2 separate regions of the Homo sapiens genome follow, and region 2 is linked to region 1. A link is a loop called in an ENCODE intact Hi-C map of the cell type or tissue named here. Cell type or tissue: prostate gland. All regions are shown on one strand. Links, peaks and the distances in the headings refer to the core of each region. The heading gives the core; the rest is flanking DNA.

What was found. Hi-C counts contacts between places; a loop is a spot of excess contacts. Peaks named below come from ENCODE experiments on the same cell type or tissue, not always from the same donor. Only the 100,000 strongest peaks of a DNase experiment are listed, where the experiment ranks them.
Region 2: a loop joins it to region 1, with 6 times the contacts of the local background. A loop is called at or near these places in 66 of 110 quality-filtered maps.

Annotation. Positions count from the first base shown.
Region 1 is chr15:35,434,609-35,450,454 of GRCh38, forward strand. The region is part of intron 5 of DPH6 (diphthamine biosynthesis 6); the gene reads right to left. It overlaps LOC124903464 (a long non-coding RNA gene), which reads right to left and starts at 1,642. Exons shown (of 2, transcript XR_007064580.1): 1 at 1-1,642. In prostate gland, for the core only: a CTCF peak has its summit at 10,195 (motif pointing left); no DNase peak of the experiment used is centred there.
Region 2 is chr15:35,070,577-35,086,422 of GRCh38, forward strand. LOC105370765 (a long non-coding RNA gene) reads right to left here. Exons shown (of 2, transcript XR_932103.4): 2 at 9,235-10,619. It overlaps NANOGP8 (Nanog homeobox retrogene P8), which reads right to left and starts at 14,719. Exons shown (of 1, transcript NM_001355281.2): 1 at 12,834-14,719. The coding sequence starts at 14,534. The coding sequence ends at 13,617. In prostate gland, for the core only: a CTCF peak has its summit at 8,082 (motif pointing right); a DNase peak (open chromatin) is centred at 8,130; H3K27ac peaks cover 1,192 bases.

The DNA of each region.
Region 1 (15,846 bases), core at 8,872-11,371:
CATAGAAAAGTGAAAATGAAAGAACAGGCAACAATGTATCAGGCAAATGTAAAGAAAGGTTGCAGTGGTCCTATCATTAACATCAAAACAAAATTCAAAGCAATAAAGATGAAAAAATATATAATTAAGAAACATAAATTACTACTAAGGCTTTTTTTGTTTGTTTGTTTTGTTTTCTTTTTGAGACAGAGTCTCACTCTTGTCGCCCAGGCTGGAGTGCAGTGGCATGACCTCAGCTCACTGCAACCTCCGGCTCCCAGGCTCAAGTGATCCTCCAACTGCAGCCTCCCAGATAGCTGGGACTACAGGTATATGCCACCATGCCCAGCTATTTTTTTTTTTTTTTGTACAGACAGGGTTTCACCATGTTGCCCAAGCTGATCTTGAATTCCTAAGCTCAAGCCATTTGCCCACCTGAGCCTCCCAAAGAACTGGAATTACAGGTGTGAGCCACTATGCCTGGTCACTAATGAGTTTTGGTGAGTTAAGTAATACTGTATTGTTAGAAATAAAGTAAAAAACTTCCTTCCCCAGTAGAATGGTCGATTATCTACACGACCCTTCCACAAAAATACACCTGGGTGCTGCATAACATTAAATCAAGTTTAGTCTAAAGCTGCCTCCTTACATATTTTAAGTTTGACCTAAAGGTATCTCTGTACATCGTGAAATACAACAAGTAGAGGTGTAAACACACCATAGCCTACACGTGACAATTACTGAGTTTTGGACAATCAAATGTAGACAACTGTTCGAATGGCTTCAAAAAAGGCAAACATTGAGCAGTAATTGATAGATGCAGGAGGCAGAAAAGGGAACCTGCACAGGGTTTTGCCTGGGCATGCCTGCAACAGACTGGGGGTCTGCATGAGCACTGGGAGAATGGGGTAAAGCCACCAGGAATTCATGCCTTATGCAGGGGGAGGAGTCAGGCCTCTTCAGCTCATGTGTGGTGGCCTGGTATTCAATCTGTGATGTGGGTGCATGTTGGCAGGACCCCCTCTTTCTTTTCTGAGAGCATTCTTTTTGCCTAATAAATCTGTCCTCCTCACCCTTCCATGTGTCTGTATGCCTAATTTTTCTTGGTTGTGAGACAAGAACCCAGATTTTTAGCTGAAGGAGCAAAAAATCTTGCATCATTTTGGTGGTCCATACGGGCATATGAGGAGGGGTGAGTAAAATGTGGACCAAAAAATCTCTTTTCCTTTTGTTTCTGAGCCTTCTTGTCCTTGGACTTCTTCTGAGGGTAGAGGAAACTGTGGTCCCTTCTTCGCTCTCGGGGTTTGGGAATGTCAGCCTTGGTCCAAACCAGCCTTTTCTATGGCATTTTCCTTCTTTTTTTTGGGACCGTAATGGCACCTATCTTTTCTTTTACTATAGCAGTCATCCACCTCCACCCCAATGGCTGTAGGTGCACATATGGCCATAGCTGCTGCCCTGGCCCCAGGGCAGTCTCAGGGGCCAGAGGCCCTGCACGTCCAGCTGAGCAGCATACCTCGCGACACCTCCATGGAGTCCCCTCATTCCCTGGCCGAGGGGTCTAGCTCAGTCCGACAGCAATTGAAAGCTTCTTTCCTGCTGGGCGCGGTGGCTCATGCCTGTAATCCCAGCACTTTGGGAGGCCAAGGCAGGCGGATCACGAGGTCAGGAGATCAAGACCATCTTGGCTAACATGGTGAAACCCCGTCTCTACTAAAAATACAAAAAATTAGCTGGGCGTGGTGGTGGGCGCCTGTACTCCCAGCTACTCGGGAGGCTGAGGCAGGAGAATGGCGTGAACCAGGGAGGCGGAGCTTGCAATGAGCCGAGATGGCGCCACTGCGCTCCAGCCTGGGAGACAGAGTGAGACTCCGTCTCAAACAAAACAAACAAAAACAAAACAAAACAAAACAAAACAAAACAAAACAAAAAAGGTTCTCTCCCTGTTCGTCACTGCACTCCAGCCTGGGTGACAGAAAGAGACTCCATCTCATAAAAGAAAAAGTTTCTCTCCTGTTGGAGAAATCCATTTGCATAAGAATAAGAGGTTTCTTGCTCAGGCACCTTTTTCTTTCCTCCACCCTGTCAGCAGTGAATACAGCTTTGCATTTAAGTTTTTTTTGTTTTTCTCCATCCTGTCTCAGTTAAGACAGCCCTGCCTTTAAGTTTTTTTTTTTTTCTTTTCTCCACCAGGTCAGGAGTTAAGTTTTATGCAAGAGGCTTTTTTTTCTCCCCCTTTTAGAGGACATTTTACTAGGCCAGGACACCCTTTTCTCTCCCTTGTTGGAGGACTCAATTCCACAGCTTCTCCTTAGCATTTGGCTTATGATAAGGAGTCCATGCAACCCCCGAGACACATTTTTGTCCCAAACTCAATTCCAAGTTTTGGAGCTCGAAGGCTACTAACAGCAGGGGAGACAGGGTGTACGTGGGTAACAGCAGATAATCCCACTCCCTAGGCACCCATGTTTACATGGGTGAAAGCCACTTTGACGCCCATGGTGGCACCCTGTCACAGTTGCTGGGCCTCAGGGATACTCAGACGAAAGAAAGAGGGATGCCTCACTTTCTCTCCCTCACATATCCACGGTATTCACTAGGAAGAAAATGGAACCAGGAACGCCTCGCTCCCCTCTTTCTAGATGAGTAGCCATTCATCTTCATTGTGAACCTCTTTTGAATGCACCCTGAGTCCTGGGGCTCCTTTGAAAAAAATGTCTTCTTTTTCCTTTTTCCTCCTCTGTCCTTTCTTCACAGATGAGTAATTGGGTCCCCCTACAGGACAGTCCTCTTGGATGTATGCTCCAAACTGGGAGAAGTTAATTTCCCAAACCTTAAACTGGTTGGCTTGGGACTGAGCTTGGAGGAAGGGAACCCCGGAGCCTGACATGCAGGCAAAAGAGTAAACTTTTTTCTTACCAGTTGGGCTTTTGGCCTCCCTCTCCTGGTGCAAACCGGTAAAGGGAATGGTAAGGATCACTGTTTATATTTTCTGTAAAGTTTTAATTATGAAAAAGGATTTGTGAGGCTGGTCTTAAGCTATAGCCAAACTGGTGTGCTCTGCATGTCACTCTGCATGGTTCTGTCAGAAAGAGGGGTACCTTAGGATGAGATACAGGCCTAGTACTCCACAGGCCTGTTGTTCAACCCAGGCCAGCAAACCAGTCAGTGGCAAACTTTGCTGCAGGCCTCTATCTTGTTTTATGTCCTTGGAAGCATGACCTGTAACCATGTGGCAGTGCTTTGTTCTAGCCTCTGCCATTTTACAATGGCAGCCTAGGTTCAGTCCTGGCTTAGGGAATGAGTTCTTTCTGGTTTGATATTTGCATGACCTTTACCATTTGTTGATTCTCTTCCCCTCCACAAATCACCTTGAATTTTCCTTCCTCTGAGTCCCTGGGAGGTTACCTTGGTAAAATTTGAAAGCCAAAATACTGGCCACTTGGCATGGTTAAAGTTGGATAATAAGGGATTTAAATGGATTTTCATAAACAGCGCTGAGCTAAATTAAAAATGGATACCCAAGTCATAGGTATATTTAAAGACCTTTATATTTTTCTCTTCTTGTATCTCGTTTTTCTGGAAAAAGTTTTTTTCTCAGTTGACTAAATTCTTTTCTCCATTTTGTCTTGCCACCCTTAATACACACATGAGAGGCCCTAAGATCATTTCTTTTCTTTCTTTTTTTGAGATGGAGTCTCTCTCTTTCGTCCAGGCTGGAGTGCAGTGGTGCGATCTCAGCTTACTGCAACCTCCATGTCCCTGGTTCAAGCGATGGCCTGTGATTACTTGGGAAAAACAGAAAAGGTGCCAAGGATTCCATTTTGGGAGAAGCCTCCGTTTTCCTCGTGGAGCCCCAGGAATTAGAGGCGGATGAATCTTTCTCAAAATTTGTTTTTGTCTTCCAGCTTTACCTGTTTATTAGGTCCTAGAAACTGCATGCTTTCCTAGCCCTACTCTTAAAGGGCCCCATTTGGAGGCCAATAGCCCAGTTAGGAGATTGGCAAACAGAATATCCTATAACTATTGGATCTGCTTCTGTTTGTCTGTGTGGTTATATATATGTTGTGTGTGATGTCTACAAAAAGAGAGCTCTTATTAATTGGCCTAAAGGAAAATAAGCACCTAGATCAAATATCTTTTAAAGGGAAGATAAAAAGTGTGGTGCCCCTTTTAGTTCATGTGACTTTAGTCTTTGAGAAACGGAAACAGCCTTGGAGATTACTGGTAAAATGCAAATGCCATCAAAATGTAATTTTTTACCTGGGTTTATAGGATTATTTTAAATTAGGTAAAATAAAGCCAAAGGTTTAAACAAGTTGTGGAAGGTTTCTAAAAATTAATCTTGCAAAAGAAATTCTGTGTGTGAACACTGACTAGATTCAAAAGGGTATTATATGGTTTTTCTGTAAATTGAGCATTGAAATAAAAGCACAACAAAGTTTTCCTAAGGTACTAATCTGCTTTTTAGCAAAATTTATAAAGAGTTATAAAAGGTTTATGACGATCTCACCTCACGGTCAAACTGGTTAAGACTGGATAGAATTGTCTTTAAGATTTCATTAGAAAATTAGGGTTGATATTAATAGCTGAAATGTTGATGAATATCAAACAGAACACGAGTTAATGGAATGGACCGAACTAATGAAAAACTGAGTAAGCTTTTTAAACTTTTCTTTAAAACACTGCTGATACTTATTTTGTTTTCAGAGTCAAGGCAACTTATTTTGAGCTATTTATAGCCTTTAATAGAGTGGGGTATACTCCTGTGAACAAAATTTGGAGCATATTTGTTTCTCTCTGCCTGGCTTCTCTAGTATTTGGACACTGTCAGCATTCTTAACTTATGACAATATGGTTATTTGCATCAGTGCAATAAGAATCCATTTTCTCTTGCAACAGGATGCAATCGGAGAAACTGGTTGTTTTATCAAGGCTTTGACTGGAAGGGTATGCTTCCTTTTAAGGAATCAAGCTCAACTTGCAGATCCAATAAAAACCGCTTGGGAAAACTGTCTATAGTAGATACCCTGTCTACATAGTCCCTGTACAAAGTTCCTAACCTGTGGTGAGTAAAGAATGTCACTTGCTAACAGGTCCAGGAGCCCATGTTCTTGGGACCTCAAGAAGAGAGGAGTTCACCCAACTCATAGTCATTAAAGTGTACAAACCCATGGCAGGGCTTGGCTTTAAAAAAGGAAAAAAAAAAAAGTCCTATCTGAGATTCCTTGTAGAATAGAGTTCCATCAAATCCAATTTAAAAAGCCCATGTAGAAATAATTATTCTTTGCTCCACATTACGCAAATAATCAAGCCAAGTATGAGACTAAAGTTATTTTGCAAACAACTCAATCCTATTATGCTTTGTTTTTAACAAAAATGAGGACTGGAGAGAAATTATGTTTCAAAACTTACATATTTATCATTAAATTCCAGACTGATTAGTTGTTTTTTAAGTTCTTGCCTACATTTTAGGCTTACACTGCTTATTCCTGTGAACCAACCAGCAATCTCTGGCTGCAGCTCAGAAGGAACAAAAGGGATGGGTAATGTAAAAATCTGGTTCAATATTTTAATTCTGAGCAATTATCCTGAAAATCCTGCCAGGTGATGGGAGTAAATAAGGTGCCCATAACCTGGAGGTTTCCTTTTTGGGAAAATAAGACAAAGAGGGCTAACCAAAGCCAAGCCCCATGCACCCAAATCTTAGCAACCCTGACTATAGTCACCAGTTATCTAGGCATGTCAACAGCCTTGGGATTTAAAAACTGTCCTTACCCACCCCTTTTTGTTTCGTTTTGACATGTTTTCTAATAACCAGGTTTGTCTCCTCTTGCCTTCAGGCCATCGAACTCCAAACAGTCATGCAACTGGAGCCTCAAACAATGGCCCCCTTTAAGCGGGGAACCTTAAATAGGCCTCTGAGGGAGATCTGATTCTGTCTTCCCAAAACAGTACCCCCTCTGTCAGCAGTATGCAGTAAAGATCAGTCTTTATCCTTATCCCTATCCTTATCCTAATGGCAGTTATATGTCCTTCTTTAGAAGGGGGAATGATAGAGGCAGGAGGCAGATAAGGGAACCCGCACAGGGTCTTGCCTGGGCATGCCTGCAACAGACTGGGGGTCTGCATGATCACTGGGAGAATGGGGAGGAGCCACCAGGAATATGTGCCTTATGCACCAAAAGCAATGGCAACAAAAGCCAACATTGACAAATGGGATCTAATTAAACTAAAGAGCTTCTGCACAGCAAAAGAAACTATCATGAGAGTGAACAGGCAACCTACAGACTGGGAGAAAATTTTTGCAATCTATCCATCTGACAAAGGACAAATATCCAGAATCTACAAGGAACTTAAACAAATTTACAAGAAAAAACAAACAACCCAATCAAAAAGTGGGTGAAGGATATGAACAGACACTTCTCAAAAGAAGACATTTATGCAGCCAACAAACATATATATGAAAAAAAGCTCATCATCACTGGTCATTAGAGAAATGCAAATCAAAACCACAATGAGATACCATCTCATGCCAGTTAGAATGGTGATCTTTAAAAAGTCAGCAATCAACAGTTGCTGGAGAGGATGTGGAGAAATAAGAATGCTTTTACACTGTTGGTGGGAGTGTAAATTAGTTCAACCATGGTGGAAGACAATGTGGCAATTCCTCAAGGATCTAGAACCAGAAATACCATTTGACCCAGCAATCCCATTACTAGGTATATACCCAAAGGCTTATAAATCATTCTACTATAAAGACACATGCACATGTATGTTTACTGCAGCACTATTCACAGTAACAAAGACTTGGAATCAATCCTAATGTCCATCAAAGATAGACTGGATAAAGAAAATGTGGCACATATACAGCATGGAGTACTATGCAGCCATAAAAAAGGATGAGTTCGTCGCCTTTGCAGGGACATGGATGAAGCTGGAAACCATCATTCTCAGCAAACTAACACAGCAACAGAAAATCAAATACCACATGTTCTCACTCGTAAGTGGGAGTTGAACAATGAGAACACTTGGATACAGGGAGGGGAACATCACACACCAGGCCCTGCTGGCGGGTGGGGGGTTAGGGGAGGGATAGCATTAGGAGAAATATCTAATGTAGATGATGGGTTGATGGGTGCAGCAAACCACCATGGTACATGTATACCTATTTAATAAACCTGCATGTTCTGCACGTGTATCCCAGAACTTAAAGTATAATAAAAAAAATGATGAGCTCATATATGTATGTGTGTGTGTATACATATATATACAAACACAGTGGGAGAAGGACAGAACCAGGAAATCACATATCTAAATGTAAGAGCTAAAAGTATAAAACTCTTAGAAGAAAACATAGGAGTAAATCTCGTGACATCAAGTTAGGCAATGATTTCTTAGAAATAACATCAAAAGAACATGTAATCAAAACAAAAAAATGATAAATTGGACTACGTCAAAACTAAAAATGTTTATGCTTCAAAGGACACCACCCAGAAGTAAAGAGAAAACCCACAAAATGGGAGAAAATATTTAAAATCACACATTTGATAAGAGACTTATACTCAGAATATATATTAAAGAAAACCTACAATGCACTAAAGACAAATAATTAAAATATAGGCAAAGGATTTTAATTGACATTTCTCTAAAGAAGATATACAAAGGGCCAATAAATGCATGAGAAGATGGTCAACATCATTAGCCATTAGAGAAATGCAAAATAAAACCACAATGAGATAAGACTTTACATTCACCATGATAGCTATAAGAAAGACAGAAAATAATTAACTGTTGGCTAGGATGTGAAAACCTGGAACCCTCATTCATTGCTAGTGGGAATGTAAAGTGGTACAGCCACTTTAGAAATCAGTTTGGTGGTTGCTCAAAACGTTAAACATAGAATTATCATATGACACAGAAATTCCACTCCTAGGTATATACCCAAGAGAAATGAATATATAGGTCCAAAGAAAAACTTGTACACAAATGTTCATAGGAGCATTATTCATAATAAAGAAAAAATGGAAATGACTCAAATGTCCATGGACTGATGAATGGCTAAATAAACGTATCTTTGTAACAGAATATTATATGGCAACAAAAAGAACTCAATTATATATGCTATAATTTGGATGATTCTTGAAAACATTATTCTAAGTGAAAGAAGCCAGTCACAGTGACCACATATTGTAGGATTCCAATTATATGAGATATCCAGAATAGGCAAATCTATAAAGATATGAAGACACAAAGTCCTCATGGTGCTTAAAGCTGGGAGCAGTGGGGCAGGGGTTGGAGGCAACTTGAGAATGATTACTAACGAGCATGAGATTCCTTTTTGGGGAACACAAATTCTAAAACTAGACTGTGGTGATGATTGCACAACCTGTGAATACACTAAAAAAATTGAATTGTACATTTTAAGTGGGTGACATGCATAGTGTATTAATTACATTTCCATAAAACTTAAAACATAAGGAATGTGTAGTCATAGTAGCTATATGCTCAGACAATACAGATAAAAAGATCTCTTAAAAATGAGAGGGGAAATTCATAAAAGCACATACAAAAAATTCTTTTTAACTGTTCTCAGAAATTATATCATCAGTAGTGGCATTAGCATTGTTATTCTGAAATTGTCTCATATATTGTTACCATTTTAATATAATATCTATATCTATTGGTATGCTGAGTCCCAACAAGAGTTCTCTGGAGCAGAACACATTATTATTTTTATTACTTACAAAGAATAAGTAAATAATACTGTTCTGACTTTTCTCTGCCCCAGCTCTTACTCCAGGAGCAAGGTGATGAGAAAGAGATATAATCTTGCAAGTAATTTCATCTACCACAGGCAAGGGGTCTGGAAAAATAAATCTGAGTACTGATTTAGGAAAAAAGAGGCAGCTGTTGTCCCTTCCCTTCTGAGAGTTTCCTTGGAAAAGTAAAGGGAAGGATATGTGCTTTCACACTTTGGAATGTAAATAAATCTTCCTGAGGGGAAAAACTAGTGTCTCCAGCTTTACTACCCAAGAAATGTCTCCAAGGTCCTGGTCTCAACCCTTCCTTTGAAATGTAAACAGATACCTCTAGAAAGGTAAGTCTCTCTGGAGTTTTCACTTAACTGTTCAGTCATAAATTAAGTTCTAAAGCTCATCTTTTAGCCTAGGTCCCAAGTTTCTGTAAAATTTGCTCAGAAGGTCCTAACTGTGCAGAAACATAAGGATATGTTCTCTACAGCCCCACATACAATGTGATATTTATTTTATAGTGTAATACAAAATAAATATGAAGTTGAGTTAAACCAAGATAACAGCTTGTCAAATCAGACTCAAACAAATTGGACACCTTACCCAGTTTCAACCTTTTCTGATAATTTCAAGAAGAGAAGTAATCAGGCAGCCTAACAAATAAGGTAGAGTTCCAAGACCATCAGAACAGCTCTCCAGGTCCTTCACTGCTATACTCTGGCCCAGATTGGCACATGAGGTCAACTAGAATCACAATACCATTCTCTGTTTCTTCCCAACAAAAACAACCTTTTTAAATGCACATTCATAGTCACAGTGACTAGGTTAGTGACTAGAGATTATTGTTCAATAAATTCGGGATTCCATTTGGCTTGAGGATATAATTATACATAGCATAGTATAGGTTTTAAAAGTTATTGGCTTCCAGATGTCATTATGCAACAAGCTCCCTTCAGGATAACATAATGTCATTCCTTTATCCTTCCAATTCTAATCAGTGTAGCATGAGAAAGACAAATTCCCTTTTTATCTGTGATACTTCGGCCATTGGAGAACAAATATAAAGGCCACACTGTTCAGCAATGTCCCATAATTTAGGCTAACCATAGTGTTTCCATAAGTGGGCATCCTTAGCTTGGCTACTAGAACTGCTGGTCATTGATCTTTAAAAACAACAACTTCCATAGCAATTGGAATATTCAAGAGTCTTTCTTCAATATTAGCTTGGCTACTAGAACTGCTGGCAATGAATCTTTAAAAACAACAACTTCCATAGCAATTGGAATATTTAAAAGTCTTTCCTACATAAGAGTATAAGCCCTCTTCTTGCACTGTTGACCAATATGATGTTCCATTAAATACTCTATGAGTCCAGTCATTTAAAGCTTTCTTGTCCCTCTAGGGCCATTTCCAGATGCAGCCAGTCTCCTGGAAGAGAGCTCCCTCTAGTGTCTCTATTTGGATTAGCAAATCCTTTTCATCACGAGCTTTCAGGAACATTATTTTGGTCTGATTTGGTATGATATTAGTAATGGTCCTCAAGACCATTACTAAAAATGCCTTCAGAATATCAAGACAGCAGAGACAATACTCATCAAGCAACAACATGGGTTATTACTGTGGTACATTAGTAAAATTTGTACAATTTAGAAAAATAGTTTGCACACATACAAAAAAGTATCATGAGATTGTCATTTGGTATATTATGTATCAAATACAGCTCTCTCTGGGTGTGTCATAGGCTTTTCACAAACATACTCTGCATAACTCCAGAGAGGAGTTGTTAGTAACATTTATTCATTACATTACATCCAAATCCATCTCCCTCAAGGTGGTCTTCCAATTCCCTTAAATGAATTCCATTCACATTCACATATTCTACATTAGAAGGAAATCAAGCTGTAACAGGCAGTAGAAATCTGCTCTCCATTATACCTAGGTAGATGTCTTAGCAACATATTGTCTTGATTTATGTCCACAAGGAGTGCAAAAGTCCTACTGTTCCGAATCCTCCATCTGTGTACTTTAATTAGTAATAGTCAAATCATCATCATCAAAAAAAAAAAAAAAAAAGAGATCTGAATGGTAAATAGTTGACCCTTGAACATCATGAATATGAACTGCCTGGATCCACTTATATATGGATTTTTTTTTCAATACGTATATTTGGAGAGATGTGTGACAATTTGAAAAAACTCAACATATGAACCATGTAGCCTAGAAATACTGAAAAAATTAAGAGAAAGGTATGTCATGCATGCATGAAATACATGTAGCTGTTCATGTATTTTATCATTTACTACCATAAAATATATACAAATCTATTATAAAAGGTTGAAATTTATCAAAACACGCACATATCATTCACAGGTGAGAGAAAGGTAAACAAAGATGCAGCATTAAATCATAACTGCATAAAATTCACTATTATTATCTATTGTTACTACTGTATTAATTTTGTAGCCAACTTACATTGCCACTGCGGTGAGCTCAAGTGTTGCTAGTGTCTGCTTAAAATACTATGTGATGCTAATCATCTCTGCATGAGCAGAGCAGTTTCTGTCTCCAGTAAATTGTGTATCACAGTAAAAAGTGATCTCTAGTGGTTCTTGCATATATTTCATTGTGTTTAGCGTAAATACTGTAAACCTCGAGTAACAACATGGGACCCATACGAACTGCCACTAGTGATGCTGGATGTGTTCTCAAGACGCAGAGAAAAGTCATGACATTATAAGAAAAAGTTGATGTTCTGTAGATCAAGATCTGCAGCTGTGGTTGCCTGCAATTTCAGACAATGATTCATTTTGTAAACAGATGACATAAATTTACAGTATTGATAAATACAGTACAGTACTATAAGTGTATTTTCCCTTTTTTTTTTTTTCCTTTTTTTTTTTTTTTTTTCTGAGACAGGGTCTTGCTCTTCACCCAGGTTGGAGTGCAGAGGTGCAAAGACAGCTCACTGAGGCCTTGACTTCCCAGGCTCAAGTGATTTTCCCGCCTCAGCCTCCCAAGTAGCTGGGATTACAGGCACACACCACCATGCCCAGCTAATTTTTAAACTTTTTATAGGCATAGGTCTCCCTATGTTGCCCAGGCTGGTCTCACTCCTGATTCAAGCGATCTTGGGCTCCTAAAGTCCTGGGAATACAGGCATGAGCCACTGTACCTGGCCTCTCTTCCTTATAATTGTCTTAGTAACATTTTCTTTTCTCCAGCTTATTTTATTGTAAGAATATAGTATGTAATACATACAACATGCAAAATGTGTTAATGGACTGTTATGTTTTTGGTAAGGCTTCTGGTCAACAGCAGGCTATTAGTAGTTAAATTTTTGGGGTGTCAAAAGTTTTACGTGGCTTTTTAACTGTGCAGGGGGTTGGTGCTCCTAACCACCTTGTAGTTCAAGGGACAACTGGATAGCCTATAAACCAAGAAATGAGTTGTAACTGTAGTGAACTGCTCCTACATTGAGTCATCAAGGGGCACTCTGCCATTTTATTCCTCTAGATTACATAGGTGGAATCTTTTTTTTTTTTTCCTGAGACGGAGTCTTGCTCTGTCGCCCAGGCTGGAGTGCAGTGGCGTGATCTCGGCTCATTGCAACCTCTGCCTCCTGGGTTCATGCCATTCTCCTGCCTCAGCCTCCTGAGTAGCTAGGACTACAGGCGTCCACCACCACGCATGGCTAATTTTTTTGTATTTTCAGTAGAGATGGGGTTTCACCGTGTTAGACACAATGGTCTCGATCTCCTGACCTCGTGATCCGCCCGCCTCGGCCTCCCAAAGTGCTGGGATTACAGGCCATAGGTGGAATCTTTAAGTAGAGCTATACATCACCAATTTCCCTTCTCTCCAGAAAACACATCCAGAGTGTTCTCTCAACATCAGTTAGGTGAGCATCAAATTTGAGAGAGATATCCAAGACAACAACTCAACTTTAGCAAGAATGGAGTAGCTTGGTATTTACCACGGAGAGATACCAAATACCTTATTATTTTCTAGCTCTGAGGCTCTGCCATGGAAGGTCACATGGTTACAGCTCTCCACAGAACTTGAATTCACTTATAATGCCTTTCTATCTCTTATACGTCCCCCCCCGCCATTTCCATCTATTACCTGTTTTGACCCACACCCTTTTCCCCATGATTGGGCTAACTGGCTCAACGGTTGTATTATAAACCCACAGGGACAGTAAAACAGCAGCCTTGTTAGCACTTCTCCTTGGCAGATATTACAGGATTTGACAGATAAGAATCACAAGACACTTGGCTTGTGTTTATGGATAGGCCTTAATTTGCCTACACAGAGTGAAGTTATCCATACCCCTAAAGGCCTTTAAGAATATGCACTGTCAATGTAATGTATTGATATTGTGTTTTGTGCATTGACAACACTTTCCTTTGGTATGTGCAACTTTAAACTCGAGCCTAGGACCATTGGATCAGGCAAAACTAACAAAAAAAAAATCTACGAAATGGGAAAGATATATAGTTGTGTACTTGCCTCCTCCCCCATCATCTCATTCCTATATCGCAATCCTAGAAAGCTTATAAGTAGAGTCCTAGCATTATTTCCTTTCATAGTCAATGTTACTACACCATCATTTAACTGAACAAACTAACCCTTAAACCAGTATAGTTTTTCTAGTGATCAATTTAGTTACTTTGCAAACAAATATATCTTTCAAGAAACAGGAGGTTTTCCAGTAATAGGTAAAAGTGGTCTCACGTTTTTCCTTTATCATTTCTCTCTCTTTTTTAGCAACTAGATATATCCTGCTAAAAGCAGTCCAAAGATACTCTTCCCCTCTAGTAAATACCATTAGTGATTTTTTGTTTCTTTGTTTGTTTTTTGCCATGAGGTCTATAATTATATGTTTATAGAAAGATTATAGAAGTTCTTTCTTCTTTCTTTCCAGGAAGCCTACCCCAGTTACTGGAAAGAATGGATAATAGATCTGCTATTTGGTCTTTTTGTTCCCAAAAATTATGGGATTTTCTAATAAATAATATCTCTTGTGACCTTGATAATCAAGATTCACTGTGGAAGAAAGAGTGCAGTGATGGAATACAGAATTATGATAATCCTTATGTTGTCTTGAATTTGATTGTGAAATATCATGAACTCATGAGTCATTAGATATACACATACAGACATATATCATTTCACATTCAAAGAAATCAGGGCTTCCTGAAAAAAAGGATGTTCTAGGTCTGGGATAGAAAATGTGTAAGATGACCACTTCGTGGCAGCACTGTTTATCACAGTGCCAAACTGGATACTACCTATATGTCATCAATAATAGAATGGACAATTAAATTGTGGTGTTAATTAAATTTAATTAAATTACAGTCTCCCACAAGGGAACACTATACTACAATAAAAATAAACACACTATTGCTTCAGTCAATAATATGGATGAGTCCCTTAAAACATTATAATGAAACAAAGAAGCCAGAAATTTTATGAGTTCATTGATGCCTATAAGACATAAAGGTTACATACCATAATTATAAAAAATATATTTGTATGCATTCATGTAGAACTGACCTTTTTCTATTATAAGACCATTTCATAGAAAAATGGTCCACAAAATTTTACTGATCCCTCTCCCCCACAGAAAGGTCTTATTGTCTCATTTTTTTTTTTTTTGCTTAAATCCAAAAAAAGTCCCTTTTTTTTGGCTTAAATCCATTTAAAATTGTTCTGATAATTTTAAATGGGAGGAAAAAGGCTTAGCAACCTATATTGCATCATTTATATGTTTCTATGTCTTCAGAAGTACTGTGCCATTTAATAAACCTTTCTTTAATATTATTCTAAAGAATAACTTTCATCTTTGCACACCTATAGGCAGTCAGCACACAGGCAGTGCTGTAAATGTTAAAATCAGATCTATATTTTTGTTACTGAGATGCCAAAGACAAATCAGCTCAGTTTTTACATTTTACCCAAAGGCTTGATAAAGCTAATTCCCCATCTCTAATCCCTACAGAGAGGCACAGATAGAAATGAAAGAACACACAATATCGGTTATATACTATTAAAAGATGGCAATAAGGTCAAATTCTTTGACTATCTTTTCAATAAGGGAGGTCTCTCTGGGTCCTAATCCAGTCTTTTATCTATCGGGCAGTAAAAGGAATAGTATGTGTACCTTTCAGTGAGACGTCACGTGAACTTCATTATGGAATTATGTAATCTTAGAAAATTCAAAGAGAGAGTGAGAGACAAAGAAAAAGCAAGAGGGAATACTCTGTACAGAGTCACATAGAAATTCATATGACAAATATAATAACGTTAATCATGAGAGCTGCTCAGCAACCTTTTCTCAGAAATAAAAACATAATATCACTCAATCTTTCTTGTTTTAACAGCTAAGGAGATCAACTACAGATTCACTAAATAAAGGCTTCAACTGAAGACAACACCTCAACTTCAGCAAGAATACAGTAGCTTGGTATTTACCATGGAGAAATATTATGGGGTCTGTACTATTTCTCTTAATTTTATTTAAAAACTGAATGTATCTGTAAAATCTTCTACAGCTTGAGACCTTGTTATTTCAGAGATCTGCAAGGTAAACACTTTCAAATGAGGTACATGATTTAGGCTTTGGGAACTCTCAGGTTTCAGGGCATTTTCTATAACAGGTTCACGAAATGAACAGACTGGGCTCAAACCCTACGGTTTCTCAAAAATGAATATAATTATAGAAATTCCAAATAAATTAAATGTGCTCATATGTAATGTCCATACTTGAATCAGATTACCACCTGCCTGCTGTGTCTATGCTAACTAATCAGATAACTTTTTCTCAAACATGATTTTCTCACCATCCCCAACAAAAACCAGTACCCTATTTATTTTTTATAACAAAAACAAAACCATCATTCTATTTTAGCATTATTCAAAATATGCTAAAAAATACAAGGAAAATGTTTTGTGTCAAATACATATTATAAAAAGCTTCCAAAAAACCTCAAAACAAAACAAAAATAACCCTTGTATTTCCTGTTTCCTACAAGCCTAAATTCCAAACCCTAAAAAAAAAAGAACTTAAAATGAAGGACTATAATACAATATCAGTTTTAGAACCTGTTATATG
Region 2 (15,846 bases), core at 7,104-9,603, 370 kb before region 1:
CTTAGCTGGGTGTGGTGGTGGGTGCCTGTAATCTCAGTTATCCTGGAGGGTGAGACAGGAGAATCGCTTGAACCTGGGAGGCGGAGGTTGCAGTGAGCCCAGATCACGCCACTGCACTCCAGCCTGGGCGACAGAGTGAGACTCCATCTCAATAAACAAACAAACAAACAAACAAACTCATTTAATCTTTAAATCGTATAAGGTTTGAAGACCTGTAATAGATCTGAGATTTTGCTCTATTTCCAAGCTTCTGGATGCTGGCAGAAGACAGTAGACTTCTGGGTCAGAGGCAAAGGACATTATTACTCATGGCTCAGCCAGCAGCATGAGCATGAGTACATTTGTACAGCTCCCCTGGCCTGAAGTTTCAAGGGGTGCCAGCAAATGGTGGATTGTGCTCTAGGAGAAGAACTCTAAGCTTAAAAAACCTGAATCTTTTATAATGGGCAGTAAGCAGACTGCCCTTTGCTCTGGAGGGAGACATTATTTCTATATTTCTTTTTTTTTTTTTTTTTGAGACGGAGTGTCGCTCTGTTGCCCAGGCTGGAGTGCAGGGGTGCGATCTCGGCTTACTCCAAGCTCCGCCCCCTGGGTTCAAGCGAGTCTCAGGCCTCAGCCTCCCGGGTAGCTGGGATTACAGGCGCACGGCACCATGCCTGGCTAATTTACAGGGTTTCGCCTTGTTGGCCAGACTGGTCTCAAACTCCTGACCTCAGGTCATCCGCCGGCCTCGGCCTCCCAAAGTGCGGGGATTACAGGCGTGAGCCACTTCACCTACCTACAGCTTTCATTTTCAAAACTTCCTTCAATTATGCAATCTGCAGTTACTCAACTTTTTGGTAAACCATACAAGAAGTGCAAAAATGATATATTCATTTCCCTGAGGAAAATTTTGACAATAATTACACATTTGTTTAACCAAGTCAAAGACACTGAGTTGAAAAACTGCCGATTTTGTTATTTTTTACTAGAACTATAACATAGGCTTAGTATATACCGTCACAATTCTACTTTAAATAAGTAGAATTTACATGTTAGCATGCTGAGCAGTTTTTAGACCACTTTGGGCTCACAAAGAGTGACATGGATTTTTTTTTCTCTTTTTATTACAATTTTTTTTTTTTGAGACATAGTCTTGCTCTGTCGTCTAGGCTGGAGTGCAGTGGCGCGATCTCGGCTCATTGCAAGCTCCACCTCCTGGGTTCACGCCATTCTCCTGCCTCAGCCTCCCGAGTAGCTGGGATACAGGCGCCCGCCACCACGACCAGCTAATTTTTTGTACGTTTTTTTTTAGTAGAGACGGAGTTTCACGGTGTTAGCCAGGATGGTCCTGATCACCTGACCTCGTGATCCGCCCGCCTCGGCCTCCCAAAGTGCTGGGATTACAGGCGTGTGAGCCACCGCGCCCGGCCTTTATTACAATTTTTATTGAGATAATTTTGATATGCAGTTGTAAGAAACAATACAAAAAGGTCCCTTGTACACTTTGCCCAGTATCCTCCAATGCTACCATTTTGCTAAACTATGGTATATTGCAACTAAGATATTGACATCAATACAATCCACTGACATTATTTGTATTTCAACAATTTTACTTTTATTCGTTTGTGTTTGTATTAAGCTCTACACAATTTTATCACCCATGTAGATTCGTGTATCAACCAATACGATCAAGATATTGAACAGTTCTTGCCCTTTTATAACCACACCTACTTTCCTCCGGATCCCCCATCCCAATACGACCCGTGGCAACCACTAATCTGCTGTGTATCTCTGTAAGTTTGTCATTTTATGTAAATGGAATCTATAGCCTGTAATCTTTTGGAATGGGCTTTCTTTTTCACCCAGCAAAATTCCCTGGACATACATCCAACTTGTGTGTATCAATTGTTTCCTCCTTTTGATTACAGAGTAGTATTTCATGGTATGTATGCGCCACAGTTTATTTAACCATTCACCTGTTGAAGGACATTGATGCTGATTACTTTTTTTGCTGTTACAAATACAGCCACTAGGAGCATTCATGTTTTTGTGTGACTGTGTTTTCTTTTCTCTGGCATAAATGTCCAGGAGTGCAATTGCTGGGTTAGATTTTAGTTGCATATTTTCATTAGTGTTTACATGTACTGTAAGTGTGGGAGTATGTGTGAGAAATATCATAAAATTTTATCCCATGTGTAGATTAAAAACTTTTTAAAAATATAATATCAACTTTTATTTTAGATTTAAGGGGTATGTGTGCAGGTTTGTTACATGAGTTTATTACATGACACTGAGGTTTGAGGTATGAAAGACCCCATCACCCAGGATCTTTAACTTCTACTCTTATTACTTCCACTGCCTATTGGGTACTGAGCATAGTACCCAATAGGTAGTGTTTCAGCCCCTGTCCTCCTTCCTCTCTCCTGCTTCTAGTAGTCCCCAGTGTCTGTTTTTCTCTCTCTTCTTTTTTTTGACACGGAGTTTCGCTCTTGTTGCCCAGGCTGGAGTTCAATGGCATGATCTTAGCTCACTGCAATCTCTGCCTCCTGGGTTCAAGCATTCTCCTAGCTCAGCCTCCCAAGTAGCTGGGATTACAGGCATGTGCCACCACACCAGACTAATTTTTGTACTTTTAGTAGAGACGGGGGTTTCCCCATGTTGGCAAGGCTGGTCTCGAACTCCTGACCTCACGTGACCTGTCTGCCCTGGCCTCCCAAAGTGCTGGGATTACAGGCATGAGCCACTGCACCCAGCCCTGTTGTTCTCATCTTTATGTCCCTGTGTATCCAATGTTTAGTTCCTGCTTGTAAGTGAGAACATGATGCAGTATTTGGTTTCCTGTTCCTTTGCTAATTTGCTTAGCATAATGGCCTGTAGCTACATCCATGTTGCTGTAAAGGACATGGTTTTGTTCTTTTTATGGCTGCATAGTATTCCATGGTGTATATGTACCACATTTTCTTTATCCAATCCATTGTTGATGGGTACCTAGTTGATTCCATGTCTTTTCTGTTCTGAATAGTGCTATGATTAATGTATGAGTGCATGTGTCTTCTTCATAGAATGATTTTTTTTTCTTTGAGCATATAATCTCATTGCTGGGTTGAGTAGTGGTTCTGTTTTAAGTTCTTTGAGAAATAAAACTGCTTTCCACAGTGGCTGAACTCTTTTACATTCCCACCAATAGCATGTAAGTGCTTCTTTTTCTCTCCAGCCTCGCCAGCATCTGTTATTTTCTGGCTTTTACAAGCCATTCTGTCATGGGTCAGATGATATATCTTTTTTTTTTTTTGAGAGGAACCCTCACTCGGTTGCCCAAGTTGGAGTGCAGTGGCACGATCTCTGCTCACTGCAACCTCCGCCTCCCGGGTACAAGTGATTCTTCCGCCTCAGCCTCCCAAGAAGCTGGGACTACAGATGCGAGTCACCACACCCAGATAATTTTTTGTATTTTTAGTAGAGACAGGGTTTCACCATGTTGGCCAAGCTGGTCTCAAACTCCTGACCTCATGATCTGTCTGCTGTGGCCTCCCAAAGTGCTGGGATTACAGGCGGGAGCCACCGTGCCCAGCTGAGATGATATCTCATTGTGGTTTTGATTTGCATTTCTCTGATGATTAGTGATGTTGAATGTTTTTTCATATGTTTGTTGGCTTCTTGGATGTCTTTTGAAAAGTTTCTGTTTATGTCTTTTGCCCACTTTTTAATGGTGTTACGTGGTTTTTGCTTGTTGAGTTGTTTAAGTTCCTTATAGATTCTGCATACTAAACCTTTGTTGGCTGCATAGTTTGCAACTATTTTCTCTCATTCTGTAGGTTGTCTGTTTACTCTGTTGGCAGTTTCCCTTGCTGTGATACAGACGTGTATATGGCAAATCTAAATAGCTTAATCCGATCAGTTGTTATACTAAGATACTTTATGCTTTGTTCTCCAACTCCAAATTGGCTCCTTAACCAAGCGGAAATGCTATGAAAGGTAGAATATAAGAAGACTAAGAGCAGTGAACGCCCCGGACCTGATTTGCCAATAGTGAGCTGTGTAAGCTTAAGCCAGATGCTTACTTTTAGCTTCAGTTTCTTGGTCTCTTAATAGGGCTGAAAACATGATATATATATTTTTTCTACTAGTGCTAATTGGAATATGATTCTGATCTAGTGAATTCTATTGAGAAGCCAGTACTTAGAGCCAAGTTGTACACTCTTTATGTTTGTATTTACTTTAGTCAGACAGACCTGGGTTTGCATCCTAACTCTGCTGGTTGTGTGACTTTAGGGGAAGCTGCTTAACCTCTTTGAGGTTCTGTAAAATTAATATGACAACACTCTCTTTTCCATAAATATTTCTACACACTCAAGTCTCTTGAATTAAAAAAACAAAGAACAAAAAACCCTATTTTGACCTCACGTTTCTGTTCTTTTATCAACACCTCTCTCTTTTTTTTTTTTGAGACAGTCTCGCTCTTTCGCCCAGGCTGGAGTGAAGTGGCGTGATCTTGGCTCACTGCAACCTCCCCGCTCACCCCGCCCCAGGGTTCAAGCAATCCTCCTGCTTCAGCCTCCCAAGTAGCTGGGATTATAGGCACCTGCCATCACATCCAGCTAATTTGTGTATTTTTAGTAGAGACGGGGTTTCGCCATGTTGGCCAGGCTGGTCTCAAACTCCTGACCTCAGGTGATGCACCCACCTCAGCCTCCCAAAGTACTGGGATTATAAGCGTGAGCCACTGTACCCAGCCAACCATCTCTCTTGCTTTCCTTTCAGAGCAAGCTTCCTAAGAACTGTTGGCAGTATTGTGTCTACGTTCCCCCTTTCCTTTGACCCTATAGCAATGTGATTTCTACTCTTATTACTTCCACTGAGACTATTTTCACCAAGGTCACTAATGACTGCCTTCTTCCTAAATCCAAAGAACAGTTCTCCATTGTTGCTCAGCAAAATTCAACATAGTCAACAACTATCTCCTTGAAACACCCTTTTCCTTTGGCTTCCAAGAATTTATTTTCTACCTCTGTTCTTCTTTTTTGCTCTGTTTCCTTTGGGGCCTGTCTTCTGTTTACCCCTTACATATGTGGTTGTCCTATAGGGTTCTATTCTAGATCCTCTATTTCTCTACAAAATCTTCTGGATATCTTATATATTTTCATGTCTTCAAGTACCACCTACCATGTATGCTAATGCCTCCTCAATCTTTATCTTTAGCCGATAGTTTTTCTGATCTTCATATCCTTATACACAACTGCACTCTATTTCCACTTAATTGTCTTATAGACATGTCCCACCACATGTCCAAAATAAAACTCATTATCTTTCTACCCATATTAATGCCCTTATATTGGTGAAGGAATCACCATCCACTCAGTGGCTCAAGCCAGAAACTTGGGCATTATCCTTTCCTTTCCCCTACCCTCATGCTCCATATTCAATCAAGGAAGTCTTGCTGATTCCAGCTTTTACATATCTCTTGAATCCATCCATCTTCTCCATCTCAATGGCCATTTTCTGATTCAGACCACAATCGTCTCTCATCTCGATGACTACAACATTCTCCACATTGATCTCATTGATCAGTCTTGCTGCCATTTTCACACTACAGCTGAATTATCATATCATTTCCCTGATTACAATCTTGCAACAGCTTTACATTGCCCTCCAGCTAAATTTCAGACTCTTGGCAATGACTTACAAGACTCTTTGTGATGCGGACTCTGCTCACCTCTGTAGCTTCATCTTTCTCTCCTCTCACTGTTCTGACACCATACATTTCATGTTCCACTGAAACAGAGCTCCTTCCAGTCCCTCAGATGAACCACGGGGCCTGTGGGTACACGTTATCCTCTTAGCTAGAAAACTCCTCTCCAAGCTCTCCACAGGTCTATATCTATATCACCACCTCCAACAAGCAAACCTTCCCTGATCCACCACGCTCCTGCTGGGTGGATCAGGACATATTCTATGTTCCCCTCTGTGTTCACCCTATCGTCATATTTGGTACATTGTACTATCAGTATCTCTTACTACACTGACCTCCGTGAAGGCAAAGGCCCTGTCCATTTCACAGGTATTCCTTGTACTTAGCAGAGCCTGACACGTAGTGAGAACACACTCCACAAATGTCTATTGACTGAGCACAGGTACAGAAGTCACACATTAGCTTGTTTAATAAGCTAATTTCTGCTCTGTCACCAGAATAATAGAATAGCAGAGTATTTCAAATATTGGGATTTTAATAGGACAGTAGAATAGGACAGTCAGCCAGTTGGTTTCTATCTGTGTTCAGAAGTCCTGTGGCTTGACAGAGGGAACTTGGGGGTTCTCATGATGAGAGGGGGGTAGAAGGGGAGAGGAGAATGGTAAAGGAAGCCCACTGGGCAGGTTTTCGGGTCCCTAACATGGCTTTAACCAGAAGAGCTCAAAATTGTTTTGTTTTATCCACTAGAATGCCATTTTATATTTCATATGGGAAAAAAAGGAATGATAAAGGAGACAAAAAGAAAATGAAGCCCTGATCTAAGTAGGCTATCAAACCAGGTCTTCTAAAATGGTTCTGCGACTAAGTCAAAAACACTGAGAAATGGAGGCAGATATTGTGGTCACTATGACATAGCGTATACTGATATTACCCAAAAAATGTACAGTAAAACTTTCCTGGTACAACGATATGTACTCATAAGTTTATGTCGTTTATTAAATCAATTAAGTTAAATGAAACTACCAATTGGCATTTTATTATGCACAACACTGTGATAATTTTTTTATCATCCTGTGCCTTTCTATTTCTCTTCTGTATATTCCTATTGTTTTAGAAGATTGTACCTACATACACTAGGATTTTTTTCTGAGTAGACAAGGAGAAACATATATAATCAGATTTTTTTTTTTTTTTTTTTTGAGACAGAGTTTCATTCTTGTTCCCCAGGCTGGGATGCAATGGCATGATCTCGGCTTACCGCAAACTCCACCTCCCAGGTTTAAGTGATTCTCCTGCCTCAGCCTCCCAAGTAGTTAGGATTACAGGCATGCACCACCACGCCCAGCTAATTTTGTATTTTTAGTAGAGACGGGGTTTCTCCATGTTGGTCAGTCTGGTCTCAAACTCCCGACTTCAGGTGATCCTCTCACTTCAGCCTCCCAAAGTGCTGGGATGACAGGCGTGAGCCACTGGGCCAGGGCCTAATTAGACTTTTAAAAATTAAATTAAACCCAGTACTGGGAATTTACAATGCCAGTCTGCTGCCTCTACTGATGCATGGGCAGAGATTTCACGCCTTATAGTTCCCTAGTGGAATGCTTCCCATAGTGTCATGTCCCACCTTTCTAACGCTGGAGATGGTAAGGTGTTAGACAAAAAGATTGCTATTGGAAGAGAAAGCTTAGAAGTTAAATATTCTCTATCATTTATTCAAAAAATTTATTTAGAGCCTACTGTGTGCCAAGAACATGCCAAATTTCTAGTGTTTGGAGACATATAAGTGAAAAAAATAGACAAGGTCTCTGCTGTTACAAAGCTTGTATTGTGATGGGGTGTGGGGAGAGAGAGACATTAAATGAGTAAATAAGCAAAAAGATAATTTTGAGGCGTGATGAGCTGCATGAAGCCGATAGAATGATAATGTGCTGGATGTGGATACTCAGGGAGGGTGTCAGTGGAGTGGGACTGCTCTAGCCAGGTGGCCTCTGGGCTGAGCAACCTGGGGAGGAACCAGCCTCCTGAGGGAGTGAGGGAAGGGTCTTCCCATCGAGGGAACAGTGAGGGCAACTTTTCATCTTGTGCCTTTCCTACTGGGTCCTCAAGTAGCCACAGCCTGAGGTGTAAAGCAAGTTCTAAGCTTCCCCAGGTGACTCCAAGACCCATGGCCGGGTGGTTTATTAGGAAGGCCCAAAAGAGTGTGCCTGTGTACAAGGGGACATCAAGGAAAAATCAGTGAGGAAGGGGAGAGAAGAGTCACATGCATGCTTTTATAAGAAGTTATGCACTTGGGTAAAATGACTATTTTGTTTTCTTCTTAATATTTAAAAGAAGGCACTCTTAAAACTGGAGGTGCAATCCAAAATAACAAAAATGGCCCTAAATTTTAAGGGGATTTAATTGAAGCTTGCGCTCATCCTGCTTGGCCACTAGAGAGCAGTATTGCCTATCAAATGCACCACAAGGCCCACGCTGCAGGCTGACATTTAGAGGGAGAAAATCGGTGCCACAGGTAAATCTCTTCTCTCATCTTGATTTCCCGCTCCTCCCCTACCCTCCCCATAATTCCACCCCTTAACTCCCTACTGTTTACCTATCACACACATAATCTCAGTGTTCTGGATAAGCCTTAGGTTTAGAGAAAAATCTCTGTTTTTTTGTTTTTGTTTTTGTTTCCGGAGTCTCGCTCTGTTGCCAGGCTGGAGTGCAGTGGCGAAATCTCAGCTCATTGCAACCTCTGCCTCCCGGGTTCAAGCGATTCTCCTGCCTCAGCCTCCCGAGTAGCTGGGACTACAGGTGCGCGCCACCAAGCCCAACTAAGTTTTGTGTTTTTAGTAGAGACGAGGTTTCACCATATTGGCCAGGATGGTCTCGATCTTTTGACCTCGTGATCCACCCGCCTTGGCCTCCCAAAGTGTTGGGATTAGAGGCGTGAGGCACCGCGCCCGGCCTAAATCTGTGATTTTTTTTAGCTAAGAATAAAATCAGCACATTTAACCATGTTGGAAGTATTTTGACCCTTCCCTCAGCTGGAGACTCTCAGTGGCCAACAACCCCGGGTCTAGGTAGCCTTTGGAGCAGTAGTGGGTTCCTTTTTCCCAGTTCTTTAGAATTAGACCCCTTATTTGGGGGAACGGGTTCACATTTTTAGCCTAGAGAGCAAGGAGTGTTGTTCCTTCCATGTGTTGTTAGATCGACTGTCTGCTGGTAGGTTGGTGGCCAGCAGAGACCTACTCTGCCCGACCTGGCCTCAGTGGACGCCAGGACCTTGCTTCCTTCTTCCTCAGCAGCCCAAGCTCCCGCTTCCTGAGTGGAAGTCTTGTGTTCTATGTGTTGGGGCCTTTTATGAAACAGTATGCAAGATAATGGGTTCACCAAGAGAAAAAGGAGGAGAAAGGGATGACAGAATTTTAGCCATAGCCACACAGGCAGAGCAAATGAAAGAATTTCAAATATGGTGTAAGAATATATTCCAAAAGAGGTAGGAATTTATAATATGGACCCTGCTTTCTTCCATAGAAAGATTTGAGGCATGCTACAGCAAAAATACACATCAAAAACACACATCGCTTGGAACATAATTTATTCATTCAAATTATATTAACTGCCCTACTTTCATGTGCTAGGAGCTAGGCCTATACCTGAACAAGATGGACATAGACCCTGCTCCTATGCAGCTTCTACTGGAATTGAGTAAGGTTGCAAATGAAATCAGAAATCACACAAGAAAGTTTGTGTCTGTTGGGGTGGTTCAGAGCTGGAAGGAAACAAAATGATCATCTCCAATATTCTTTATCTTATAGATGAGGAAATAGTGGTTCAGAAATATTGTAACTGATCCAAAGATGAAACAGTTTTTTCATTTGAGCACGAAAATTTGCTCTGAGGAAATAGGAAAATATCTATTACCTGGGTTTCCTGGCTTTCGGTGCTTGATTAAGAGAGAATAGTTAGGGAAAGGAGACTTCTTTGGGGGGATGCTAATTTATGAAAAAAATGATCTGGATCCTTATATCACAGACATGAAGAGACAATGAAACATTCTTAATATGACTATATAAAATCGTTAGCCCTTCATGAAATTGAGCCATATAGTATTGTGTTGTATTTTAGTGAAGAGATTTCTGTATGGGTTTAAACTACTGCATAGTTCAAGACTGTAACTTTGTTTAATCTAACTTGACATAAGAATGTAACCAAAAAAATCTGGAAAAATGTTTAACTCTTTTAAAGTCCAGCACCGAGCAGCCACTCAGCCAATATGATGACTGAAGCTCTTCAGATGAAACCACTGCCCCCACCCAGCTGTCTGGTCCAGTCAGGTCCTTTTTTAATAGCATGTTTTGGGGTCCTAAATTATCTGTGTAGTTGTCTCAGTAGAAGGGAAACTGACGAGAAAAAGAAACAGGGATGTTTGAATATGTTGTTCTTACTTTTATTAGAACATAGACTCCTAGAGCTGGAATTGTATCTTGGATTTTTGGTTCCGCTGGTAGCACACCGTGCTCAATAAAAATTAATCCATCAATCAACAGGACAGAAAATCCCATCCTGCCAGAAGCAATACTTCCTGTTTGTCCCATACAAAGCCAATTAGAGTGTTAGGATGTTGTAATGGAGACAGAAACTAAGGAAAGCGGCAAAAATAAAAAAATTCCCCCAAAACATCAAATAGAAAATGTAGGGGTAGGGGGATTGGGGGCACAAGATGGGTTGAACCAGATAGGGAAGATCCCCCAGTGTTGTCCTGCTCCCAGTCCAGGTTTGGGAAAATGCCGGCAGCGTTTCCCTGTGTCTTTCCCTCACAAAGTCTCCAAGTCTCTCCTCGAATGAGCTCCAAGGCTTGGGAGAAACAATCTCTTCCTCTGCCCGGGTTGCGTGGATCTCCAGTGGAAAGGAAGAACCGGAACTATGGTTTGTGCGCTCCTTATTGCCTCCGAAATATTTTTAACTGCAGAGGAAAGCCTGTATTATTTTGGAGAAAGGCGAACAGATAAAACCCACAGCAATAAATTTCAGGGAGTAGAAACTCCTTGTCAGAATAGATATGTTGGATATTTTGCACAAGTGAAACATCTCTACAACGGGACTATCCCTCCAAGACGGATACTCTTTATAAAAAGATTCATTATTTATTCGACTCGTGGTGTTGGAACAGGTGATGTATGTGATCTACAATTCCAAATAGTAATGGAGAAAAAGGTTGTCTTTTCCAGTACTTCATTAGGAAATTGTTCGCTGCCTCCCTTGGCCTCCCAAAGTGCTAAGATTACAGCCTCTGCCCGGCTGGCACCCCGTCTGGGAAGTGGGGAGCGTCTCTGCCTGGCCGCCCATCGTCTGGGATGTGGGGAGCCCCTCTGCCCGGCCACCCCGTCTAGGAAGTGAGGAGTGCCTCTGCCCGGCTGCCACCCCGTCTGGGAAGTGAGGAGTGTCTCTGCCCGGCCGCCCATCGTCTGGGATGTGAGGAGTGCCTCTGCCTGGCTGCCCCATCTGGGATGTGAGGAGCGCCTCTGCCCAGCCGCCCCATCTGGGATGTGAGGGGCATCTCTGTCCGGCCGCCACCCCGTCTGGGAAGTGAGGAGCGCCTCTGCCCGGCTGCCCCACCTGGGAGGTGAGGAGCGCCTCTGCCCGGCTGCCCTTCGTCTGGGAGGTGGGGAGTGCCTCTGCCTGGCCGCCCTGTCTGGGAAGTGGGCACCTCTGCCCGGCCACCCCATCTGGGAGGTAAGGGGTGTCTCTGCCCGGCTGCCCCGCCTGGGAAGTGAAGAGCGCCTCTGCTCGGCTGCCCTTCGTCTGGGAGGACGGGAGCGCCTCTGCCCGGCCGCCCCATCTTGGAGGTGAGGGGCATCTCTGCCCAGCCACCCTGTCTGGGAGGTGGGGAGCGCCTCTGCCCGGCCGCCCATCGTCTTGGATGTGAGGAGCACCTCTGCCCGGCCGCCACCCCATCTGGGAGGTGAGGAGCGCCTCTGCCCGGCTGCCACCCCGTCTGGGAAGTGAGTTGCGCCTCTGCCAGGCCGCCCCTTCTGGGAGGTGAGGAGCGCCTCTGCCCGGCCGCCCTTCGTCTGGGAGGTGGGGAGCGCCTCTGTCCGGCTGTCCCATCTGGGAAGTGGGCGCCTCTGCCCGGCCACCCCATCTGGGAGGTGAGGGGCGTCTCTGCCCAGCCACCCCACCTGGGAAGTGAGGAGCGCCTCTGCCTGGCTGTCCTTCGTTTGGGAGGTGGGGAGTGCCTCTGCCCGGCCGCCCCGTCTGGGAAGTGGGCGCCTCTGCCTGGCTGCCCCATCTTGGAGGTGAGGGGCGTCTCTGCCTGGCCACCCTGTCTGGGAGGTGAGGAGCGCCTCTGCCCGGCCGCCCCGTCTGGGAGGTGGGGAGCGCCTCTGCCCAGCCACCCATCGTCTGGGAGGGGAGGAGCGCCTCTGCCTGGCCACCCCGTCTGGGAAGTGGGGGTCGCCTCTGCCCGGCCGCCCCGTCTGGGAGGTGGGGGGCGCCTCTGCCCGGCTGCCCATCATCTGGGATTTGAGGAGCACCTCTGCCCGGCCGCCACCTCGTGTGGGAGGTGAGGAGCGCCTCTGCCCAGACGCTACCCCATCTGGGAAGGGAGGTGCACCTGTGCCCGGCCCCTCCGTCTGGGAAGTGAGGAGCGCCTCTGCCAGGCCGCCCTGTCTGGGAAGTGTACCCAACAGCTCTGAAGAGACAGTGACCATCAAGAACGGGCCATGATGACGATGGCAGTTTTGTCGGAAAGAAAAGGGGGAAATGGGAAAAGAAAGATCAGATTGTTACTGTGTCTGTGTAGAAAGAAGTTGACATAGGAGACACCATTTTGTTCTGTACTAAGAAAAATTCTTCTGCCTTGGGATGCTGTTAATCTTTAACCTTACCCCCAACCCCATGCTCTCTGAAACATGTGCTGTGTCAACTCAGGGTTAAATGGATTAAGGCCGGTGCAAGATGTGCTTTGTTTTTTTTTTTTTTTTTTTTTTTTTTATGTTTAAGCTGTATATTTACTCATTGAAACACTCGGTGAAATCAGGGTAAAATCAACTAAAGGAAAAATAGTTGTTTCATTCATTTGAACTTAAACCAACTAAAGTAGTACTCATGTCATTACGATGCAGCAAATACGAGACCTCTTTCTACAAAGATTAGCACAACCAACAAATTAGGGGATATAGCAAAACAGAGCCAAAAACGGTAAGAAATCAATTAAGTATGTTACAGCTTAACCCTTTACCTCAATAGTTTTTAAAAAATAAGCAAAGCCTCCCAATCCCAAACAATACGAATACATCTTCATCACCAATTTGTACTTGTATTTCTTATTCTTGAGGTTAGATTCTAAACCCTAAAGATATCCAAACTCGTATTAGATCTACTTATCTATAGCCAGAGACGGCAGCCAAGGTTATTAAAATGTCTTTTCTAGGCAGGGCGCGGTGGCTCACGCCTGTAAATCCCAGCTGTTAGGGAGGCCGAGGCGGGCGGATCACAAGGTCAGGAGATCGAGACCATCCTGGCTAACACAGTGAAACCCCGTCTCTACTAAAAATACAAAATATTAGCCGGGCGAGGTGGCGGGCGCCTGTAGTCCCAGCTGCTCGGGAGGCTGAGGCAGGAGAATGGCGTGAACCCGGCAGACGGAGCTTGCAGTGAGCCAAGACCGCGCCACTGCACTCCAGCCTGGGCGACAGAGCAAGACTCCGTCTCAAAAAAAAAAAAAAAAAAAAGTATTTTCTCCAGGAAGATCCAATAGGAAAAAAAAAAAAAAAAAGAAACCTCGCTGATTAGGCTCCAACCATACTCCACCCTCCATGAGATTGACTGGATGGGCATCATGGAAACCAGAACACGTGGTTTCCAAACAAGAAAAATCCTATGAAGGATGGGAGGAGGGGAGAGGAAGGATTCAGCCAGTGTCCAGACTGAAATTGAGTAATATCAGTTTCACTCATCTTCACACGTCTTCAGGTTGCATGTTCATGGAGTAGTTTAGGAATAAATCCATGGTTTGTGGAGTACTAAAATACCTAGTGGTCTGCTGTATTACATTAAGGCCTTCCCCAGCAGCTTCCAAGGCAGCCTCCAAGTCACTGGCAGGAGAATTTGGCTGGAAGTGCATGCAGGACTGCAGAGATTCCTCTCCACAGTTATAGAAGGGACTGTTCCAGGCCTGATTGTTCCAGGATTGGGTGCACCAGGTCTGAGTGTTCCAGGAGTGGTTGCTCCAGGACTGGATGTTCTGGGTCTGGTTGCTCCAGGTTGAATTGTTCCAGGTCTGGTTGCTCCACATTGGAAGGTTCCCAGTCGGGTTCACCAGGCATCCCTGGTGGTAGGAAGAGTAGAGGCTGGGGTAGGTAGGTGCTGAGGCCTTCTGCGTCACACCATTGCTATTCTTCGGCCAGTTGTTTTTCTGCCACCTCTTAGATTTCATTCTCTGGTTCTGGAACCAGGTCTTCACCTGTTTGTAGCTGAGGTTCAGGATGTTGGAGAGTTCTTGCATCTGCTGGAGGCTGAGGTATTTCTGTCTCTGAAATCTATCATTGAGTACACACAGCTGGGTGGAAGAGAACACAGTTCTGGTCTTCTGTTTCTTGACCGGGACCTTGTCTTCCTTTTTTGCGACACTATTCTCTGCAGAAGTGGGTTGTTTGCCTTTGGGACTGGTGGAAGAATCAGGGCTGTCCTGAATAAGCAGATCCATGGAGGAAGGAAGAGGAGAGACAGTCTCTGTGTGAGGCATCTCAGCAGAAGACATTTGCAAGGATGGATAGTTTTCTTCAGGCCCACAAATCACAGGCATAGGTGAAGATTCTTTACAGTCGGATTCTTCAAAGCAAGGCAAGCTTTGGGGACAAGCTGGATCCACACTCATGTTAGTATAGAGGAAGAGGAGGAAAAAATTTAAGAGGTGGACTGGAAAAAAGGTTAAGGCAGCTTTAAGACTTTTCTGGAAGATGTTAGAGAAATAGGACCTCCAGAAGGAAAAGTATCAAGAAATTGGGATAAAGTGAGTTGCCTGCATAATAACATGAGGCAACCAGCTCAGTCCAGCAGAACGTTAAAATCCTGGCAAGATGTGCTTTGTTAAACAGATGCTTGAAGGCAGCATGCTGGTTAAGAGTCATCACCACTCCCTAATCTCAAGTACCCAGGGACACAAACACTGCTGAAGGCCGCAGGGACCTCTGCCTAGGAAAGCCAGAGACCTTTGTTCACGTGTTTATCTACTGACCTTCTCTCCACTATTATTCTATGACCCTGCCACATCCCCCTCTCTGAGAAACACCCAAGAATGATCAATAAATACTAAAAAAAAAAAAAAAAGAAAATATAACTGGACAAAAACAGGTAACGGTGGAAAGCCACTACCCAATTCCATTTTCCCCTTGACACTCTCTTTCAACTTATCCTCAATGTAATAGAAGTTTGACTGCAGAGTGGCATCTTGGACTGCCCACGTTTCCTGGTCAGTGTTGGGCAGGGGAAGCTGTCTGCCTTCCTAACAGCTCACCCAGAGGGCACTCACTGCGGCGCTCCCAGCAGTCTTGCCATCTACCTGACGCCCCCACCTGGGCACCAGCTCCTGAGTTCTCCTTGCTCAGCTTTGCTTGGTCAGAAAACAAGAAGGACAATTCATCTGGGAAGGGATAAATAGGCAGCTGGCAAGAGAGAGCAAGCTAGTTACTACTGATAAGGGAGGGTGGGTGTGGGAAGGAAAGCGAGACAGGCAAATTGGGAATTCTTTGTGTCATGAACCCTCTTGAGAATTGATTAAAAGCTACCAAGGCTTTCTCCAGAACACAACCATATGCATATGTGCACACAATTTTGCATTCATTTCATGAGTTCCCATCTCACTTTCACACAAACATACCTCTTGTTCTAAAAACAAACTCTAGAAGCTATAAGCTTCCAAATCTTACTAACCAAGAAATTCTGAAAGACTTTTTAATCATGGCAACTTTTTAATATCAAGGATTCTCCAATTGTAGTCTTATATGTTTCAAATATAATCAGTTTCAAAAGCAATTCCTAAAACACTAAAAATGGTCAAAATGGACACTTATGGTAAAAAATACTTGTTACCAATGTTTCGTCCCACGTTGCAAAGCACACTGTATTTCAAGTTTCTACATATGCATTTACATAAAATTATTTTTTTTTGAGATGGAGTTTTGCTCTTG